Regions from separate parts of the Homo sapiens genome. Here region 2 is linked to region 1. A link is a contact called in ENCODE Hi-C or POLR2A ChIA-PET data. All regions are on one chromosome and are shown on one strand. The core of a region is the stretch at or near the end of the contact, and the rest is flanking DNA. Distances in the headings are between cores, read along the strand shown.

Region 1 (3,287 bases), core at 353-2,852:
CTACTATTATTATTATCACTTTTAGGCCTTACAGAATATCTTGTATATATTAGGGATTTTGTGGTTGCTAAATTAACGTGTTGACTGATATAATACATCTACAGAAGAAAAAATAAAAACAAAAACAGTTGAAGTTCATAAACTAAAATCTGTTTGAGTTAATGAGCATAACTTTTTACTTATTAAATGTTACAGTTTTAAGAGAATAAGTGCAAACACATCAATGAAATTTTAATTATCAAATTTATTTAGATAGGCAGGAATATCTGTGCTTCCTTTGTAAAAGAAAAATCAAAAGCCCTATAACGATACAGTGCCCAATTCCTGTTTAGTTATACTGCCCTCTAAACAGAGAAAACCTTATCTTTTAAAGCCAAGAGTTGAAGGAGGAAGGAGGAGGGAGGCGTTGAGAGGGGCCAGAGAAGGAGAAAGGGGAGAAGGGACAGGAAAAAGAAGGTGCAGAGGAAGAGATAAGGGGAGGAGAGTGGAGGGGAAAGGAAAAAGAAAAGGGAAAGGGAACAAGAGAAAGGAATGGGGGGGAGGAGAAGGGAAATAATCTCTTCTCATTAAACTGGTTGTCAAAGTACTTTCCAAAAAAGAACACAGGATCCTGTTTCTGACTAAACCAGCTTTGTTCATTTTCCCCTCATGTTCCTCTTAGTGACATGGTCAAAATTGTGGCTTTGAAGGTCATTCTGGTTGCCTGTAGGAAAGTGGAACTGCAGACATGAGGATAACATGTAAGGGAGATGCATGGAGTGCCAGAGTTCTCCCTTCTCCATCCATCCTTCTCATTGGAAAGAGTGAGAAGATTTTGGAAACTTTTAGAGGTTAAAAAATTAACATAATATTTCTACTTACCAAGAACCTAGTGGCTTTCTTCTGTAATTGATAGGGGAAGGGACATGATGCACCAAACATGTTACTGGAATTAACTCTAGTATAGAAAGCATGACACTAAGTTATGGAAAACTTAACAATCACAATGTGGGCACTATTCCCTCAAAAACCACAGCAAGAACAAAGCAAAACAAAACAAAATCCTGATTTTTCTTATAGGAATTTCTTCTAATGTGCTCTTTCAATCTGCTTTTTAAAATACCTAGCAATAACATAATAAGTTCCATTTGATCCTTCAACCCTAATATAATTTTGTAAAATTACTGCAACTGAGAAGTCTGAGTAGAATTAAAATGCTTTTGGATGTAAACATTTTTTAATGGTTCAGAATCATCTCATTTATCTAGTCAAAATTGCTTTGGTATTTCATATTGGTGGAAAAAATAATATAGGAACAACATTATCCCTAGCAGAGCAGTGAGATGGTAATGAAATCCAAAGTGGTGAAAGTGGCGATTCTGACGAACTGATTCTTGCACTGCCATCTGCCTGCTTCCTCCCTTTGACACAGCAAGTTATTTAATGTGGTGAGAAAGAAAGTGTTGAAGCAGTATCATTATTTACTAGAAATCACATGTCAGGAGTTCAGTTTAAAAAAATAATAATCCAGGAAGTTCAGGCTAAGCAAAACTTGGGTCAACAGATGGCTTACGTAAATGTGTGGGTTAGGTTTTACTGGGAAACTCCAGCCTCGAATAGGTGACAGCAGTCAGATCTGGAGCCCTTCTTTCCTTCAAAACAAAACCTCTAAGTAGGAGGAAGGAGTCAAAAGCAGTCACAACCCAAGTTAGCACAAATAAGCAAATGGCATATAGTCACCTATCTGGCGTGACTTCAGACGCACGCACACATGCACAAAATATTCTCTCCACTCCCTTCCATCTAAAAAACCTTTGAGAGTTTTTTGAAACTTGCCTTGTTTCTGCCAAAATACAATTATGTGCAGTGTGAACTGAATTTACTTGAACATTTTGTGAAAGGAGAAAGGCTGAGGCACAACTTCAGAAAGATTTAGTGGTGAATCATTATTCTTTTCAGCCACATATTTTCAAATATATTGTTTGTGGGATCATTTTCAGAAGATTATATAGAATATGAAGTATCACCAGGACGCTTACTATCTTACAAACCTCATCATCTTTCTGTGGCCCTCACATGCGCACTGACCATCACAGCCTTCCTTCGAGTCCTTGACTTGAAATGCGTGCCCGTCTCGGAGTCTTGGAACTTGCTGCGTCTCCCACTTGGATGCTCTCCTGGCCATACAGGAAGGTTCTGGTCTCCGGTTGCTCCTCAGCTCGGTAGTCCCCTCCACAGTGAGGTCTTCCCTAGCTATCCCACCTACCAACTCACACCACCAATTCTGTCCATCTTCTAATGCTAATTTATTTTCTTCCTTGGCACTTCTCACTGTCCTCCTCACATTTTTGGTCCATAAAATGCAAGTTCTATTTATATATACCCATTCACTCATGTTTATTGAGCATCTAACTTATGCCTGACACCATTCTAGGTACTTGTGATTTGGCAGTGAACAAAAAATGTTCCCCGTCTTCACAGAGCTTACTTTCTAGTTATGGAAGAGAGGGTTTTTCTGCAAGAAATGTACAAATGAAGAAACACATGTAAAAACGGAGAAATGACTTAGAGGGAAAAAATAGGGCAGATTAAAGAGGATTAGGAATGTCAGGTTGCAGGGTAAGAGTAGATTGCAATGTTAGAGTCAGGGTAAACCACAGAGAGAAGGTGAAGTTTCAGCAAAGAACTGAAGGAGGTAAGGGTAACAGACATGCAGATATCTGATGGAAGAACATTCCAGCAAGGGGAATCACTAACACAAAGACCTAAAGCAGAAGCAGGTGTGGCATATTCCAAAAACTCAAGAGGGTCACTGTGGTTGAATAAGTGAGGAGGCGAGTAGAGCAGAGAATGCCTTGGAGTCAGTGAGGGCCAAGTTCACACAGAGCCTTTATTCTGATGGAAGCTGGGAGCCACTGAAGGGTTTGGGGCAGAGGCATGAGATGATTTGACTAATGCTTTAAGGCAGTAGTCCCCAACTATTTTGCCACCAGGAACCAGTTTCGTAGAAGACCATTTTTCCATGTTGGAGGGATGGTTTCAGGATGATTCAGGCAAGTTAAATTTATTGTGCTCTTTATTTCTATTATTATTATATTGTAATATATAATGAAATAATTATATACCATAATGTAGAATCAGCGGGAGCCTTGAGCTTGTTTTCCTGCAACTAGAAGTTCCCAGCTGGGGGTGATGGGAGACAGTGACAGATTATCAGGCATTAGATTCTTGTAAGAAGCACACAACCTAGATCCCTGGCAGGTGAATTTCACAATAGGGTTTGCACTCCTACAAGGATCAAATGCCGC
Region 2 (3,287 bases), core at 583-3,082, 230 kb before region 1:
ATCAATCTTGATGTTAAGCTTGAGAAGCTCACATGGCATAGTCTATTCTCCAGGTGTATACAACAGAATCATCAATCGTCAACATAAAGAGTCTTCTGAGGCCCAGATTACCAGAAGTTGGTCAAAGGTAAATTGTGGTTCCAAGGTTCCATGGAGGCATACAAGGAGCATGCTGGGCTAATTCTTTCACAGCTCTCTTTTCAGAATCAGATCCTATTTTTAAAAGAGCTAACAAATTCATAATAAGATAGTTGTTCTTAATCAAACATATTTGATTAAACAGCACATTTTCTCTAAAAAAATGTGCATGCACACACACAGACACACAGAGAGACAATATGTGTATAAACTATTAGGATTCAAGGGCAAATAGTTAATTTGGCACAGGAGTGTGGAAATAAGAGAGGTAAAGAAAATAAGCCAATAAAATTTCATGATAAAGCCAGCTATCATTGTGGACAATCAGAACTCAATCCTACTGAGGAAATCTGGAGATAGTATACGATATTCCTCAGAGGTATCCCAACCAAGAGCACAGAAATGGAAATATTTATCTACCAATGCCCCTTCCATAATTTTCAAAGGCTGCTTCTATGATCATTATCTCCCAAGCACTTGTGGCTTGCTTTAGGTGCAAGTAAAATGTGCACACATAATATTAAAAAACCCTCAAAAAATTTGCAGTTTTTCATGTAAACAATCAGGTGTGTGTGAAAATTAATGCCAAGAGGATATGGGCAGGGAATTAAAAGTATCTGCTATATACACATACACACACAAAAGTGTTAACACACACAATTTTAGGTTTATGAAACTGTGAATTATAACCATGGATTTCTGGATCCTAGAGATTAGTCCAAAGTATTGCCAAACGAGATAGTATTCAGAGTTAAAGCTTTAGGAATAAACAATATTTACTTTTAAAGAATCGGTTACTAGTCTTGGAATGTCAGGCGTCATGTGTGATAATCAGAGATTACAATCAGTTGTTTAGTGCCCTCTGAATCATACAATATAAGTTATTGTGTTTATAGAAATAACACAAAAAAACAGCACTGTCTCCTTTTACCTCCTGAATAGAGAATGTCATTAATCTGAAGATAGCACTGATTATGAGACTTCATTATTTTGTTTCCCTGAAAAAGGAAGGAAAAAAAACAACTGCCAATTTACAATCACATGATGCCAACTACAAAATGCATTTCTATTTTCGAGATGGTAATATGTGGAAAACTCAAGTGTCTTAGAATTGATAGAATATGATAGTATCAATTAATTCAAAGAATGCTGGCAGGGAATGAACTGAAATATGGGAAGTGGGAACTGCAGCCTTGATCATTTGTAAAATAATCCTGATAACATACTTAGTGTTAATATGAGCTCTTTTCAAGAATATTCATGCCTCTTTCTATGTTAGGTACTTTCATCTCTGAACATCAAAACCTGTTTTAAGAACATTGCTATGTGGTCACAGGAAGCTAAATGTTCTTGCCAATATCACCCGCAAAATGACTCATTCATCTTTCAAACATGTCTTTTCTTACAAAATTACCTGTCCCCAACTAAGAAAAAGGAAAGAGAGCAAAGCTTCATTTTTCTTTCATCCTGGTTATCTCCCTAGCCCATCTTAGACTTTGTTCAAATACAACCTCTACAAAGCCTTGCGGCACACTGGACTTTAGGAAATAAGCTAAAAAGTTTAATCAGGACTTTGAGGTTCAATTCCCAGAAATGAACATTTTTAACAGCATGTTCATAAGCATGTTGGGACTTCCCACATACCTTTATAAATCATCACCTTGGTTCAACTCACTGTGAAAGAGAAGAGAGCGTGGCAGGCCAGGTTTCACTAACGCATAACAACTCTTTCAGTACTGACTAAGTGGTTAAGTTAAATACTAAAAGCCAGTGCCCTTATACAAAGGCTGGAATGTAACAAAGAGCCCACCAAGAGTTTTGCCTAAGCTTTTCCTTGGCCTTAAAGCATGAAAAAATAAAGAAGGAATTCTTAACAGGACCCATTTAGGATTAAACAAGTTTTATTGTGGGTCTGAAGAAACTCCCCAGGCCTCCAAAAACAAGTTTGTTGTAAGCCTGAAAGAACTCCCCAAACCTCCGTGATTTAGCAGGAGACAAGATAATCACCCCAGCACCTGGGCCCCTTTAGATTAAGTAAATTTACTGAGGCTCCAGAGGAGGGTCTTCAGGACTCAGACCTTAGTTATAGATTAAAAGAAGTTAATCCCATATGTCTTTAGGTGAATCCACACTTACACATAGACATACAGCTTAGAAGGTTATATGAGCTCTGGGAAACTTTGTAATTTTGAGTTGGCCTGGCAATAATTTTCAGGCCTTCTCCCTGTAACTGGTTACAGAAATAAAAACTCTCTTCCTCCCCAGTTCATCTGCATCCAGTTATTGGGCCACAGGAAAGAGCAGCCTGACCCTCAGTTTGGTCTGGGAATAAGAGGGGCTGAGCTGGTTCTTCATTTATCTCTGTCTTCTATCTTTTTCCCATTGTCTTTACTACCTGCTACAATCTGAATGTTTCTCTCCACCACTCTCTGAAATCCATATATTAAAACTTATTCACCAATATTATGGTATTAGGAGGTGGGGGCCTTTGAAAGATGATAAAGTCATGAGGGTGGAGCTCTCATGAGTGAGATTCATGCTCTTATAAAAGGAACCCCAGAGAGGTCTCTCACCATCTTTCTGCCATGTGAGAATGCAATGAAAAGTTGTCAGTCTGCAGCCTAGAATACGGTCCTCACCAGACATCACCTCTACTAGCACTTTGACTTTGAACTTCCCAGGCTTCAGAACTCTGGGAAATGAGTTTCTGTTGTTTATAAGCCACCTAGTTCATAGTGCTTTTTATAGCATCCTGGATGGACTAAGACACTAGCATTCATTCTTACTTTTAAAAAAATAATTGTGTGGATGCAAAGGTAGATTTGAATTTACATGTGCACATGAAGCTCCTGAAAGATAGAACTTATCTTTGATGAGTGATTCTGTGAATTATTTGAGGAATGTAATGTACAATTTGGTGCAAAATACTTATGATATGAGAAAGTTCTACATGGTACTTCCTTTCTTTTTCAAGTGAAGTGTTTGGGAACAGTACAGCTAAGTGGTTAGCTGTGGGCACTCTGGAACTCGCCACTTGAATACATTCTAGCTCAGGAAGCAATGCCATTTTTATTATTTTATCCTTTATTTTAATCTCTTCATCTGTAGAGTGGGAACAATTCTAATATTTATGTCATAGTGTTGTTAAG

What was found. Hi-C counts contacts between places; a loop is a spot of excess contacts on that map. ChIA-PET counts read pairs that join two places held with the same protein, here RNA polymerase II (POLR2A). Pooled maps may share reads with other maps.
Region 2: a pooled map shows a loop between it and region 1 (30-fold over the local background). The contact joins two enhancer-like sites. A Hi-C loop is called at or near these places in 7 of 37 single-sample maps with no recorded cell type and 8 of 50 pooled maps. POLR2A ChIA-PET finds 5 or more read pairs at or near these places in 1 of 52 experiments (naive thymus-derived CD8-positive, alpha-beta T cell).

The regions. Positions count from the first base shown.
Region 1 is chr4:36,321,391-36,324,677 of GRCh38, reverse strand. The region is part of intron 8 of DTHD1 (death domain containing 1); the gene reads right to left. Among named protein-coding and RNA genes, the nearest start is that of DTHD1, 41 kb to the right of the region's middle. Within about 2 kb of position 1,602, at least 5 of the 41 ENCODE cell types and tissues checked have a DNase peak (open chromatin) inside an H3K27ac peak, as active enhancers do.
Region 2 is chr4:36,550,321-36,553,607 of GRCh38, reverse strand. The region is part of intron 3 of LINC02505 (long intergenic non-protein coding RNA 2505); the gene reads left to right. Among named protein-coding and RNA genes, the nearest start is that of LINC02505, 90 kb to the left of the region's middle. Within about 2 kb of position 1,832, at least 3 of the 41 ENCODE cell types and tissues checked have a DNase peak (open chromatin) inside an H3K27ac peak, as active enhancers do.